Linked DNA regions of Mus musculus: region 2 is linked to region 1. A link is a loop called in an ENCODE intact Hi-C map of the cell type or tissue named here. Cell type or tissue: left cerebral cortex. All regions are shown on one strand. Each heading gives the region's core, and the rest is flanking DNA. Links, peaks and the distances in the headings are about the cores only.

Region 1 (7,788 bases), core at 3,403-5,902:
CAGATGACCAGACCAGGGCAGAGTCTCTAAAGTGGGAAACAAAGACAGCAGTGAACCTTGTTCCGGGGAAACAGAATTCATACTGGGAGAGACAGCGGTTTGAAGACATTTCTATAAAGTCCACGAGGAGACTTAGAGTCAAGGTAAGAGCCAGTCAGCAGATCGTACATCTGGGCCAGGGCTCCGGGCAGCCATGAATTCCACGAGTGAGGTGCTGAGGCAGGGGTTAAATGGCCTCAGAAAAACCAACCAATCCCAATGGAGGAAATGAGCTAATCTTCCCCTATGGTTATCATCATCTCCAGGAACTTCAGAGTATCCCAGGCCCTCAACTCCCCTCTTCCTGGGCACCTCGTGACTGTAATCCCCCCTTTCTTATCTAAGAAAACAGGTGGAAAGGAAGGGAAGGAGGAGGGGATGGGACTTATGCTCCATCCCCCCAACCCGGAACTGACCTCCACTCCAGCCGCAGCCAGCAGCCAGCGGATCGACTCCATCCGTCCCCTGCCATTAAAGTAGTAGAGCTTAGGTTTGGCTGCCATGACTCCTGCTTCAGAGCTTCCTAAAGGGCGGAAGTAAAAAAATACGTTTAGAAAACAACCTGGTACACATCATACGCTTCGCCACCAGTTACAGCCGAGATGAAACACGGTAAGAAAAGCTCCTGTGTGGGGTGCGCAGACAAGAGCACGCTATGGAGAAATGCACAAAAGCGGGATTTGGAGTTGGCCTTGTGAGCAGGTGGTTAGGACTGGGGCGGAGCACTTGCCTTTGCTAGGCAGTCAACAATGTCCCATTTCTTGAGCAGAAATAGCAGTCTTTACTTTTAACCAATTAAAATGGGCAGTAGTGGTCCACGCCTTTAATTCCAGGAGGCAGAGGCAGGGGAATCTCTGTGAGTTCAAGGCCAGCCTGGCCTATAGAGCGAATTCCATGACAGTGAGGACTACAGAAAGAAACCCTGCCTTGAAAAACAAAAACCCAAACCATCAAACAAACAAACCAAAAAAGTAGCCATTTCAATGTGCACGCATGGTTTGCCTTACGCTGTATAAATGCTGTCACTCACAGCTTGAGACAAAAGAACCAGGCACACCCACCAAGGCGTCACATTATTGAGACTGTCTCTGGTATTTGGAGATAGGAACCAGGAATTGATATAATGATTTCATAAATATCTCTGAAAAAAAAAATCTTTTCTAACACCAGCAAAGAGGCAGGCTACTTGAAGTGGGCTATTCTGCGGGAACTGGGGAGTCTTCAATTGCCGCCACAAGACTTTATTTTTTTTCCAGGTAAAAAGAGATCTATGAAATAGCATAAAATATATGAATCATAATGACAAGTTAGAAAATACCAAAGTAAAGCAGTGGTGACACACACCTATAATCCCAGTACTTGGGAGGCAGAGGCAGGTGGATCTCTGTGAGTTTGAGGCCAGCCTGGTCTACAGAGTGCAGATAACCAGGACTATACAAAGAAACCCTGTCTCAAAAAACAAAACTAAATAATACACACACACTGTAAATATCTGTAAAATACAAAATTCTGAATTAAATTATTTTTAAACTTGCAAAGTGCTATCTTTTTCACTAATCACTTCTTCCTACACGAAACATAAAGTGATCCCTGAGCACCATGACACGCATCCCAGGCAGAGGCAAGGGGATCGTGAGCGCACATTTCCACATATCTGGTCATTTAGCAAAATTATTTAGCATTTACTATGTCTATAGAAAGCTTTATTAGACATGCTGTTCATAATATGTTTTGATAAAATACATTATGGCCAATCAGATCAACCTCACACTAAAGATAAAGGTTTTTGCCAAATGAAAAAAATTATCATATTTTTTTTGTTAAGTATACTGAAAGAAATAGTATCACTAAAGCAAAGACAAACAAACAAAATATTACATTATTGGCCTGTTTGGGGGCAGGAGGAGTGCAGTGGGATTGTATTTGCCTCACAAGCATGAAGTGCTGGGTTACACACACACATGCACACACACATGCACACACACACACACACACACACACATGCAGACACACTTATTGGCCTGCTTCTCAATCCTTGCTCAGTCTGCTTTCTACAATAGAATCCTGAAAGGCAGGAGTGGACTTGAGAACCAAAAAAACAAAATAAGGAGGATCTTTTGGCAAGGATCCAGAACCATGGGGTGGTATCACCCACAGCGGGCTGCCCCACCCACCACCAGCCATAAATCAAGAAAATGACCCAGCTGAATGTGGTAGAACTTGATTTTAATCCCAGGATTTGGGAGATAAAAGGCAAGAGGATCTCTTGTGAGTTTGAGGCTAGCCTGGTCTACATAATGAGTTCCAGGACAACAATTACTGCACAGAAGGACCCTGTTTCAAAAAAAAAAAAAGGTGTGTGGGGGGAGGGTAGAGAACAAAGAGAGATGTAGAGGCAGAGAGACAGAGAGAGCATCCCACAGACTTGCCTACAGGCCAAACACCCTGATGGAGTTTTAATTCTTATTTTCTTAAAAAAAAATATTTAGTTATTATTATATCTAAGTACACTGTAGCTGTCTTCAGACACACCAGAAGAGGTTGTCAGATCTCATTATGGATGGTTGTGAGCCACCATGTGGTTGCTGGGATTTGAACTCATGGCCTTTGGAAGAGCAGTCAGTGTTCTTAACCACTGAGCCATCTCTCCAGCCCCAGAGGTTTAATTCTTAATTCAATTGTTTCCTATTCCCAGATGACCCTGGCTTGTGTCAAGTTGTGGGGGTGGGAGGAGAAACAGCTAGCACACAGAGATTGTATGCACATGTAAATTTGTCCAGCCAGGATAGAAGCCTAAAGCAGGTCTTCTAATACTTTTTTCTTGATTCAACAATGTTTAGTATAACCTAAAGATTGGTAATATAGAAAACTATGTCCGTTTAGCCTTCAAAAAGTAAACCCAGTTATCTCCTTGTTTAAGGTACATTGTCAGAGTGAACAAAATAAGTGCAGTAGAAATACTAATTTTGTCCCCAGGAGCCGCCAAGAACAAAAGACAGTTGTCCCCGATTTCATTCAAATGCCAGCAGCATTCTGACCCACACTCATCTTCTCAACTCTGGTTTCTTCTTCTCAAGAGTTGTCCAAGTGTGTACACAGTTCCATGAGCTAGTTCGCCAAGTGGGCTTTTCCTATGATGACCTGGGGGTTGAACCCCACCCAGAAGGATCAGAGAATGTGCACCCATATGCAGCTCCTCAACCCAGAAGCCAGCGCACAGCTCAGCTGGACTGAGCAGAAAGCAGCCATCATGGGTGACAGTTTAGACGGAAAAAGAAGTACAAAATCTTCTAGAAAATGGAAGAACACTTCTCCTAATACAATTGCTTGAGTTAGGCCACAGGTACCGGTTCACAGCTCAGCTCCAACAAAGGCTTAGTTCCAAGGTCAAAAGGAGAGCACATGTGCAAGTCACTAAACATGGAAACCTAGCAACCTAAAAATGTCCCTTCTCCGTCGCAGATTACAGCAACATTTGCTTGTGAGAAAAGAAGTCAGCCTGGCTTCTGTTTTAGAAGTGGGCGGCAATCTCCTGAGCGCGCTTGGGGACCAGCAGCAGCAGTTTCTAGGTGCCTAGTAGGAAGTTACAGGTCTGAGCTAGAGGTGGCTCAACCGTGAAAAGCGCAGAGGACTGGGCTTCATCCCAAAACCCACGTGGCAACTCACAACACTCAGTAACTCCAAGCCCAGAGGATCTGACTTCCTTTTCCGAGCATCCTTGGATGCTGCACACGCGATGCACAGATATGCACACAGACAAAACACCCATGCACAATAAAATTTAAAAAGGAAAAGAAATGAGAAGAAAATTCTAGGGTGAAAATTCAATCAGTCTGCCCTGGGGGTCGCAGTCAGCATGGAACCATTGTCCATTCTTCCCATGAACTAGGTCAACATGGAACACCAGATCTCGTGGCAGCTCTCAGTTGGTTATGTGGATTTTTTACTGCAGCCATATGGCACTCCTGCGGGACACAGCACCCCTGTGGGACAGAGACTCTGACCCAGCTTGTATTAGGTATCTCCTCCCCATCTTTCATACTCAGAAACTAAACTTCTTATTAATTAAGCCGATTGGTTAATGTTCATAGAACACCAATGGTTTATACACTTGCTTAGATGAAAAAATAAAGCCAAGAGACTCAAATCTACCTGGGTCTTTGTAGCTATGTAAGAATAAACAAAGCAGGCTGCCATGTGGTATTTAAAGGCTAGGGCAAGTCTGAGAAACAAACCGATAAACACCTCACCAGAGCTTGCTCCTTCGAGAAGCCCTGCATTTCATTTTAGCACAGCTCCCTGCACGTGCAGGACCAGGAGGAAAACTCCAGTGTTCGATCATTTGAGTTAAGTCTTCTGAACACGTGGAGGAGACGCGGAGAAGCACAAAGGTACTCTATGGCTGGCCCCTGCTTCCTTTCTAAGTAGGTAAAAAATAACTGAGATTTTCCTAGAGAGAATATGTGTGTGAGAGTGTGGGCATGTATGTGTGGTGTGCATGTGTGAGCATGTGTGGACGCCCAAATACTAATGAGTATTTTCAAATTCAAATTCAGTTAAAACCCCACTTAAGTCTTATGTATTTCAGCTAAAGTCATCCCCGTTGGGTCCTGGCAAATGTATTTATTGAGTGCTCTGCTGCATATACACCCATATGCCAGAAGAGGGCATCAGTTCCCCTTATAGATGGTTGTGAGCCACCATTTGGTTTCTATGGGGATTGCAACCCCAAAGGAAGAACAATATCAACTGGACCAACCCAGAATTCCCAGAGACTAAACCACCAACCAAAGAGAGATTCATGGTACCAGATACTTATGTAGCAGAGGATGGCCTTATCTGATATCAAAGGGAGGCCCTCTGTCCTGTGGACATTTGATGCCCCAGCTCAGGGGGGTGCTAGAACAGTCGGGGGGCGGGGGTAGGTGAATGGGTGGAGGAGCACCCTCATAAAGGCAAAGGGGAGGGGGCAGAGGGGGGTGGGATGGCAGGGTTGTGGAGGGGTAACCGGGAAGGGGAATATCATTTGAACTGTAAACAAATAAAATCATTTTTTAAAAAAAAGTCTTATGTATTTACTTTGTTGTGCCCAGATTGTAAAAACCCCAAAGAGACCATCAGGAATCACAACCTGCTATAATTGCATGAGGGTCTTTATTCAAGCTCGAGCTTGGGCCACCAACCTTCCTGATGAAACAGGAAAGAGAGTGAACCCCCAGGTCTAAGTGAAGGGGGTTTATAAAGGAAAAAACTGCAGGCCGGGTTTCCAAGCCTTGGCATTCCATGAGAGGGTAAAGGAATTCTGCTCTTCAAACCTGATATCAGGTTTGTTCTGACAGCGGGGCGGAACGTGCAGCTGGAAAGGAACCTTTCCGACCTGGGAAAAGTACCTTGTGCTATAGGAAGCTGGTGTAGTTTTACAACTGGCCACAGCTGTCTGGGAACACTTAATTGTCTCTTTTTCATAGTCTAAGAGTGGGCTGTTATCATTTCAAGGGTATTGGGTTCTGTTTCCTTCGAGGGCAGGAGCCATCTGCACCTGAGAAAAGTTGGTTGTTAATCAAAAGGGGGTATGAGTCTCAGGGGAGGCTACGGGATGCTGCTTTCTTGTTCCCAAGGCTGGCATTTGCGCTCCCGAGTACGTACACACACACACACACACACACACACACACACACACACACACACACACACACACACACACACACACACACACACACACACACACACACACACACGAGCATCGTCACAGGGAGGGAGTGCTAACTGCTCTGACTCCACACAGGGCCAGGAGAGTGTAGGATTTGATGTGCAGGTTTCTCAGGTCTCTTCAACTTTTGAAGTTATAATGTGTGAGGGTGTTTTGGTGTGCCCAGTCATACTTAAGCTGTGCACAGACAACGCACGCGTGTCCATTGGATAGATGTCCATTTGCTATTTTCTTCAGAATCATGAGAGACTAGAAGTTAGACAGACAGGGAGAGGGGCCATGGATATGTAAGAAACCTGATGAACTTCCAAGATGGCTGGCTTCTTCTATACCCTCCAGGCTGAGACAAAAGCCTGGCCCCTTAAAACCAGGGCCTTGCAGGCTTTTACCTCCCAGCAGCAGGCCACTGCTGAGGGACTAACTCAACACCTTCTAGGCCATCTGGATTAGGGCTGGTTTACACGAGAGTCACAGGCCAGAGAAACTTCTTTTCTTTAAAGTGATTACCCTATATTGGGGGGGGGGGGTCTTCAGAGACTAAACAAACAAACAAACAAACAAATCCAGCCCTCGAGAAGAGATCGGGGATTTTTAGATTTTGTGGCTTCAGTGTTGCAGATCTTTTCTCTGTGTGTCTGCTGCATGTGGGTGGTTGCTTGCCTCCAGCAAGCCCCCTTCTTCAGCTGCTGAGTCTCTGCTCCTGTCTGCAGGGTTTGAGATTTCTTCACTGCTATCTGTTGCAGTTGAAATTCCTCCTGCCTTTTAATTACTTAAATGGCAGAGAAAACGAACCCTACCAAGACCTTTAGACCATACCAACCGCTCATCTACTAGGCAGAAAAAATTTGTGCCTTTTATTTGGCCTAAACAAGCTTTGAGATAGTGAACAGCAAATAAATCACAAAGTTAAAACAATTGCGGATTATAAACTGTAGCTTTAGCAAAATTATGTAACTACTCAGTGCAAGAGGAGTACACACACACACACGCACGCACACACATGTACGCACTCACTCACCTTATTCTTGTGGGATTGTTGTCTCCAGGCACTGGAAAGAAGCGGTTCTGCGAGCGAAAGTTCACCGTCCTGCAGGTCGTTTTGGAAGCTCCGCCCACCAGCCATTGAACATTTAAGAAATGTACACGCCCCCTAGGCACGTTGGTTAACGCTTTGTTTCCCGGGGAGAAGAACAGGTTTGCTCTAAAAGTTTTCGCTGACTCATTACTGAGTACACTCTTTGGGGGTGCTGACGCGAGGACTCCGATTCCTGTGCTGGAAGTGTTTACATTCTCTACGGGGGAACCCAGTAATATAAGCAGTTCAGATAAATGCACTGTATTCAAAATAACTATAACATCAACCTATTGAAAGGTTAGAGCTTGCAGATTTGTGAATTCATTGTATTCATTGCCAACAAAAGTACAGTAGAGAGGAATCAGCGACTGGGAGCATCGTGCTGTGGTCCATTCTTGTGATGCTAAAATAGACACTCAAGACTTTATTTTTGAAAACAAATTAGAGACGTACAGTTCTGGAGGTTGGGCAAGCCAAAATTGAGGGGCTTTCTTTCACTTGCTGAGGATGGGGTAAAATAAAAGAAAAAAAAAAGTGTGCCCTCCCTTGACGAGAGAGAAAGCGGCAAGCTCGTGCATTCACCTTAGGGGTGGACTCCCGATGAATGGGAAACTTTGCCCCCTCCCTCTCTTTCTCCTTAAAGAATTTTTTCCCCTTTCATTTTACCCTGTAGAATGGGGCAGATGGTTAAAAAGGCATGACCGCCATTCCTGGAACAGTCATAGGCAGCCCATCAAGAACCGTTTGTAGTTAAGGTTACAGGTGGGGCATAGCTCTGCCTTTGAGAAACAGAGGTACAGTCATGAACAGGAATAAACCTAGTTTGTCTTTACTGTAGGACGGCTTTGAAGCCTAAAACTGAGGCAAGCTAGTTCTTCAGTACCTAACCCGCTCCTCAGTGACATTAATTCACTCGTGACAGCGGAGCCCTCATCCACCTTATCACCTCTTTAAAAGTGCTGCC
Region 2 (7,788 bases), core at 3,572-6,071, 250 kb before region 1:
CCTATTCCCACAAAAGTCAGAAGAGTGCATCAGATTTTCTGGAGCAATAAAAGGTTATGAGCCACTATGTGGGTGCTGAGAATCAAACACGGCAGGTTCTCTGCAAAGAGCAAGAGATCTTGTTCACTGAGCCATTTCTCTGGTTCCTATTTAAACATAATATACACACAAGACATGGAGAATTAAAAAATGTGTAACTCCTACAAAGTGCTCTGTCCCTACTTTAAAGGAATGCCAGTCTTTTGTTGCTAGTAGCTATTTTTATATGCATATACAAGTTTTCCTCTGAGTTGAAATATTCCTTCCTAGAGGAGGGAGTCTCATAAAAGTCCAGAAGTGAACAAAGTTTACAGGTTCAGTCCCAGGAAGATTTATAAATTGCCAGGCCCACCCCTACTTCAGGCTATACAAGCAGGGACCATTGCTAGGGGGTAGACTCCAGGACCATCAGATGTGCAAGTCCTTCGGGGGCTCAGGGATACAACTTTTGTGAGTTGTCATCCATACTGCCCTGGACTTTTGTAATGCAGTCTTTGAGTCATCCACACTCCTGTAAATACCTCCAAAAAACTTATAGTTTCACTAAATTATATTTGAGTGGAATAATTTTCTTTGGCTTGTTCTTGGTGCCCTCAGGTAAATATACATTTATTCACATTTTCACAGGAGGGGGAAAACTCACACGGCACAGGAACGCTAGTATTTTGTATATAAATTCTGTGATTATACTATCTTTCACTTTATTCCCCTCCATTTAACTATATATATTTAAATTTTTAATTGCATGTATTCATTTGCATGTGAGTATGTGTATGGGCTTACTCATACTACAGTGCACATATGGAGATCTACTTGAGAGAGTCAGTTCTCCTCATCCTGTGGGTTCTGGGAATTGAACCCACATCATCAGATTTGACAGCAGATATTTTTACCTGCCAATCATCTGTCCAGTCCCCTTAACAATATATTTGCTTAGCTGGGCACGATGGTGCACAACTCAGGCAGAGCTCTGAGTCTGAGGTCAGCATGAACTACACGGTGAGTTCCTGGATAGTCAGGGTTATGTAGAGAGATCTTGTCTCTGAGAGAAAGTGAAAATAAGCAAAAGAGAAAAAATGAAAAAAAAAAGTCTTCTACATTGTATCCAATATTGGCTTGTTTGTTGATGGTAGGTGTTTTTAGATGAGAGAGAGAGAGAGAGAGAGAGAGAGAGAGGAGAAAGAGAGGTGAGCATAAGTGTGTATGTCTTGGTGAACATTTGGGACACAAATGTCAAGTTCTGAGGAGCCAGTGATCTCCTTCTACCTTGTTTTGAAGCAGGGCCTCTCTTATTATTTCTCTTGATGTTCTGTGTACTCCAGGACAGCTGGCTAAAGAACTTAAGGCCAATTCTCCAATCTCTGCCTCCCACCTTGCAGTAAGAGGGCTAAGATTGTAGAGGTATGTACCAAGATATACCATGTATATCTTTTATGTGGGTTCTAAGAATAAAAAAAAAAAACAGGTGTCAGGAGTGCATAGCTATCCAGTGAGCCATCTTCCCAGCTTCTAGTGTGTTTTTGAGATATCTTACTTTGCAACCCAGAGCGAACTGGAACTCACAGCAATCCTTCTGCCTCAGTCTGCTGAGTGCCAGCATTTCAGATTTATGCCACCATGTTTCACTTGGATTTCTTTTTCCTTTGAGACGTGTCCTTTCTATGTATGCCAAACTAGACTTGGATTCCCCATCCTCCTGCCTCAGGTACCTAAGTGTGGAGATTACAGGTGTGCAGACTCTGTCTAGCACAGAAGCGGATAGTTATGCTTTAACCGTGGATAATGAAATTGGTTTAAATGGGATGTGATGTTTCACAAACATTGGGCATTTTTCAAGTATCATCAAATATTTACTAGCAGTTCTCTCTCAACTCCTCCTGGCTCTGTTCTTGCCTCTCTCAGTCTGGAATTGATATATAGATCAGGCTGGTCTTAAACTCATGAAGATCTCCCTCCAAAGTGTAGGCACCAAAGTAGTTTGCTTTTTTTTTTTTCCTTTCTCTAACAGGTTTTCAAAGTGTTTATATTAGAGTTATGGCCCGTGCTAGCTAAAATATACTACTTCTTAATATTTTGAGTCAATAGCTTAAACCATTGATTAAAGAATCATAGACTCAGTCAGGCAGTGGTGTCTCATGCCTGTAATCCCAGTACTCGAGGCAGAGGCAGAGGCAGAGGCAGAGGCAGAGGCAGAGGCAGAGGCAGAGGCAGAGGCAGAGGCAGAGGCAGAGGCAGAGGCAGAGGCAGAGGCAGAGGCAGAGGCAGAGGCAGAGGCAGAGGCAGAGGCAGAGGCAGAGGCAGAGGCAGAGGCAGAGGCAGAGGCAGAGGCAGAGGCAGAGGCAGAGGCAGAGGCAGAGGCAGAGGCAGAGGCAGAGGCAGAGGCAGAGGCAGAGGCAGAGGCAGAGGCAGAGGCAGAGGCAGAGGCAGAGGCAGGGGATCTCTTGAGTTCAAGGCCTGATCTACAGAGTGAGTTCCAGGATAATCAGGGCCACACAAAGAAACCCTGCATCAATCCTGCCCCCTCCCCAAAGAATCATAAACCCAGTTGACACTTACCTGGGAGAATCCCTCTCACCTACATTTGAAGACCAGGCATTAATCTGTTCACATGCTATGTATTCAGTGCAGAATCTTCCCTTTTCAACGAAGACATTACTCATAGACTCAGAACCAGAAAGTTCAGTTGTAGCCCAAGGACAGATAATAAAGACAATAGAAACCGAGTTTCTGTTTGGGAAGTCTATAAAACCCTCATGTGGAAGGTAGTTTGTTACTCTTGTATCAGCGTCCCCAGGATGGACCTCGGATTTATTGTTTGAGACAAGATCTCACTCTCTTATCCAGGCTTGTACTTCTGGGCTCAAAGATGCTCTGCTTAAGCCTCCAGAGCAGCTGGAGCTACGGACCTATGCTCCCACAGGTGATGCTAAGAGTTGATTAACTAGAAAGATTCACAACTAAAAGAATTACAATTACAGTATGGTTGTCGCAGTGAATTTTGCTCCTTTCAAAAATCATTGTTCAAACTTCATTCTCTCCGATGCTCATGCCTATTCCATACTCTATTGCACTGTTTTCTTCTTTTTAATTCCTCCTCCTCCTCACCCTCCTCCTCCTCCTCCTCTCCCTCCCTTCTCTTCTTCTTTTCCTCCAGATAGGGTTTCGATGTATAGCCCTGACTGTTTTAGAACTAGCTCTGTAGATCTCCAGCTTACTGCCTCTGCTTCCCTAGTGCTGAGACTAATAATGGAGAATGCCACTCTACTGGCAAGACCTCACAGAGAGGTCTCCTGCTCAAGTGTATTTCTGCAAAGTAGGCAGCGTTTCCATTCCCAGGTGTGTCTACTTGCCATTCAAAAGCGAATGCTTGTTAGACAAGTTCCCATTTTGAAAACTCATGTACAGGCATTGACAGGAAGGAGGGAAGAGAGTTGCAGGGTCAATAGGATGGCAGCACACTGATCGGTGTCTTTTTATTCAGGCTACATGTATCTCATAATATATGGTACATACACACGCGCGCGCGTGCGCGCGCGCACACACACACACACACACACACACACACACACTCACACACACACACACACACTTTACAAAAAGTTACACAGAGCAGCAATTTTTGAGCTTTATTTTAAGGGACACACAGGATTGCATAATAAGGTGTGGAATATAGTAATGTTATTATTATAACATTCTGATGTTAGTTGAAAACTAAGTGTTGTTCTGAGCCATGTAAATCTTCAGAAGACAGGTTTTTGTTTTTGTTAGCACAGTGGAAGGCAAAATGAGTTCCGCCAAGAACAACTTTAAAAGAAGCAGCCACTGTTGACGAGACCGACTTTAGAAATCGCTTTCTGAAAGTCTGCATTAAAGGACTACGGAATCTCAGCAGCCAAATCAGGATGGCTTACACCGTGCTGCTCATGAAACTCACACAGGCACTTTGAATATGTTCTTTAAGAGTCGGTGTGCTTTTTAGAAAGATAAGTTGAAATACTAATTCCAAGCAGTTAAATCTAACTTGAAAAGGTTCAGTGAGTTTCTATTTCTCATTAACAAGAACAGTAAATTTTGATTTAAAGTTTACATAAACCGGGCGAGGTGACGCACGCCTTTAATCCCAGCACTTGGGAGGCAGAGGCAGGCGGATTTCTGAGTTCGACGCCAGCCTGGTTTACAGTGAGTCCCAGGACAGCCAGGGCTACACAGAGAAACCCTGTCTCGAAAAACAAAAAAAACAAAAAACAACAAAAAAGTTTACATAAAAAAGTTGTTTATCAACTACAAATGTACGAGAGACAGTAGTGTCCTGAAACACATCTTGGTGGTAGGCGGCAAATCTAGCCATCTGAGCTGTCAGTGGTTTCCGCGTCTGTGCGGTAAAGGAGAGGTTTCCCGGCCAGTGGCTCAGTGGGTGGTTCCCCAGCTAGTGGCTCTGCTGGTCCCCACTGGTGAAAAAGTTCGCATCTCTTGGACCGCCTCTTCCTGGCGCTGACTTCACGCGTGCTCCTGCGCCTGCTCGCGGCGGATACTGACCGGCTACGTTCCCGCCATATATTTAAGTTTCATTTCCAGCGGCCACTGAGAGTTCCCCTTTTCGCGGCCTTTCTTCGAAGTCGATTTATTCTTTCCCGGACCGAAGAGCGGCAGATATGGAAGATCCGCGTAGAAGGACGACGGCGCCACGCGCTAAGAAGCCGTCCGCGAAGCGCGCCCCGACGCAGCCCAGCAGGACCAGGGCCCACGCGGAAAGCTGCGGCCCGCAAAGGGGGGCTCGATCGCGGCGGGCGGAGCGTGACGGGGACACCACGGAGAAGCCACGTGCCCCAGGGCCCCGAGTGCATCCAGCAAGGGCCACTGAGCTCACCAAAGATGCACAGCCCTCGGCCATGGACGCGGCAGGAGCCACCGCGCGGCCTGCCGTCCGGGTGCCCCAGCAGCAGGCCATCCTGGATCCGGAGCTGCCCGCCGTACGGGAGCCCCAGCCGCCCGCGGATCCCGAGGCGCGGAAAGTCGTAAGGGGACCTAGCCACAGAAGGGGCGCGCGCTCCACCGGGCAGCCCAGAGCGCCGCGAGGGTCCAGGAAGGAACCGGACAAGCTAAAGAAGGTGCTGGACAAATTGAGATTGAAACGCAAAGATATCTCGGAGGCGGCCGAGACGGTGAATAAAGTTGTGGAACGCCTGCTGCGCAGAATGCAGAAACGGGAGTCGGAGTTCAAAGGTGTGGAGCAGCTGAACACTGGCAGCTACTATGAACATGTGAAGGTGAGCGTCAAGACCTGCTGGAGGGGCTCCGGCCCCACTCCTCACTTGCCTCCTCAGCTGTTTGGGGGTCCCACACTCTTAGGGCCCCCCTCCCTTGGAACACCCCAGTCTTTTTTTTTTTTTTTTAATTCATCCAGTTAGCTCACAGCAAGCAATATTGATAGCTAGTTAGTTTGCTTTGGAGGGATGGGACAGGTGACCTTAAAGTAGTCGCAGGGGAGTCATCTTTATTAATCCTTCCCCAACTATAGCCTCTAGATTGAATCTAGTCCATCCCTGAGACTTTGGGACCGCCTGCAATTAGGGCAGAATTGTATACAACTAATTGGGAGAGGTGGCTGGGTACTCAAGTGAGGGTCCGTTGACATTGTCGCACCCCCTATGAGCGAACGTCATCTACAAGCCTACCTCTAATGCTCTTCGGAGAGTAGGCCCGGCTGAGTTCCTGAAGATGATGGTGATAGCTATTCTCTGCTAGTGAAATGAGCCAATTCAAGCCAAATTAAAATATATTAAGGCAGGTTTATTAGAAAGCTGCTCTTGGGCAGGTTCACTGGTCCTAAGAAAAAGGCCAGGGTAGTCACTGTGGGGAGGGAGACAGAGGGAAGAGGGAAGAGAGAGAGAGAGAAAGAGTGTGCCCACGCAGGGAGAGAGAACATACAGAGAGGCAGAGTTGGGTAGAGAAGGAGGAAGAGAGAGAAGAGAGAAGAGGGGAGAAAGGGAGAGGGAGAAGGAAGGGAGGGAAGGAAGGGAGAGAGAGAGAGCGAGAGCGAGAGAGAGCGCACAAAATGCCCACATTATATAGAGAAGAGCTGCTTCTGGCGGAGGGGAAGCCCAGCCCCTTGGCTGAAAGGTTCAGGGCAGAGGCTGAAGTATGCTAGCCATGCTCTGTAACAGGTAGGGACTGAGGGACCTGGGAGAACCTGGAGGCCAGGTCGGCTTTGGTTAAATGCGCACCTGGATCTGAATCCAGACACCTCAGCCTTTTGTTGATAATAAATGAATAAGGGGCCTCGCAATTGTCTATGGCTACTTTGCTGACATTGGGGTGCCATGATCAGGGAAGGGGTTCAAAACTGGAATGCTGACCAAGTCTGAGAAGAGCAGGCTGTGTAACTTGCTGTCCAGGTTGTGGGACTGTTCTGGATTTGGGATGCTAATAACAGATAGGAGCAGAAGATAAAGTTAAGGAGGTTAGGGAGAAAAAGAAATTTTCTTGGGTGTACATTTGAAACCTTTAGGCCCATGGTCTTGGTAGTTGGGGTGGGGCTCCCAGGACCAGGGAAAGGGGACTAGATCCCCCCTCAGGAATACACAGGTAGGGGAGGGAAGCAGGTTATTGATTGGCAGTACTTATCTGGAGTCAATTTGACCTGTGAGAAGTGGATTCGAGTGGATGCCCTGAAGCTTAGAAGTATCTTTTTAAGTTTACAAAAAGAGATAAATATTAGAAGTGTTAGTTTTACCACTGTTCCATGTTAAACTCTGAACTTTGAGGTCTCACCACAATGATAGCACAGCGAGGGGAGGGAACGGGAGGGAAGGGGAAGAGATCTGAAGCATTTTCCTTCTCCCTTAGCTCACTTTCCTTAGCATTCAAGGTTTTCACGACCTCCAACCTTCATACCTTACCTTTAGCAACCTCAGAACACCTTGCTATTTCCTCGCGCACTTTCTTAGACGCTTTCCTAGCCTCAGACCTTACATAAACTGTAAACTGTTTTTCTGTTCAAAATCACCATGAGACACTGGCGGGAACACTCACTGTAAAGTGAGTTCCTTTAGTAAGAAATAGTAAAAAGTTACTTCTCTCATTGGTCTTCAAAGTCTTCAGAGACCTGAGAAGGATAAAATTTACCTAAGTAAGCAGGAACAATAATCCAAAAATGGCCTATATATCAACTAAAACGACCGAGGCGAGTCTAAAGTCTACTACCTAAACAATTGTCCCAGGCTCTGTGGCCTCCATGGCACCTTGTGCAGAGGCAGTCTTTGGCCATTTGGTCCAGACTATGAGAGGCTTTTCCTGTGGAGGAGGAACATGGGAGAGACAGACCTCACCTTGTCTTAGGCAGCATGGACAATTAACTCTCTGGTGTCCTGTTTGTCCATGGTTCAGGCTGGCCCTAGCCTGGGCAAGGCAATGTGGCAGTCTTTCTTGGTGATTAGTGTAGTACAAGCTAGGTGGAGTCCTTTACCGATATGCCAGGATCTTCTTGGCGACCTTGAGGTGGTCACTGCCAGGATTTAGGAGTTTCTGTTTGTCATGGTAAGTTTAAGCCTCTTAAATGCCAGATTCAGCAGGTCTCTGAAGTGCCTGAGGACCATCTGTCAATCTAAAGCATACTGGAATAGACAAACTTTGCTTGTTTCTAGTTGCCAGTCCTAGGTTTAACCTTAAAAACATGTGCAGGTGGGCAAATGAGCTTGAAGAGCTAGTGCAGACTAATCGTATCTGGTATCTGAGTTAAACAGTCACTGT

Evidence for each region. A loop is a pair of places that touch in the nucleus more often than their neighbours do. Peaks named below come from ENCODE experiments on the same cell type or tissue, not always from the same donor. Only the 100,000 strongest peaks of a DNase experiment are listed, where the experiment ranks them.
Region 2: it touches region 1 in a loop (2.5-fold over the local background); 1 of 42 quality-filtered maps calls a loop at or near these places.

What each region holds. Positions count from the first base shown.
Region 1 is chr9:78,191,044-78,198,831 of GRCm38, reverse strand. It overlaps Gsta4 (glutathione S-transferase, alpha 4), which reads right to left and starts at 6,866. Exons shown (of 7, transcript NM_010357.3): 1 at 6,768-6,866; 2 at 456-562. The coding sequence starts at 542. In left cerebral cortex, for the core only: a CTCF peak has its summit at 4,701 (motif pointing right); DNase peaks (open chromatin) are centred at 3,592 and 4,705.
Region 2 is chr9:78,439,982-78,447,769 of GRCm38, reverse strand. It overlaps Cgas (cyclic GMP-AMP synthase), which reads left to right and starts at 4,533. Exons shown (of 5, transcript NM_173386.5): 1 at 4,533-5,306. The coding sequence starts at 4,692. It also overlaps a transcript of Mto1 not described here. In left cerebral cortex, for the core only: no CTCF peak of the experiment used is centred there; a DNase peak (open chromatin) is centred at 4,549; H3K4me3 peaks cover 1,046 bases.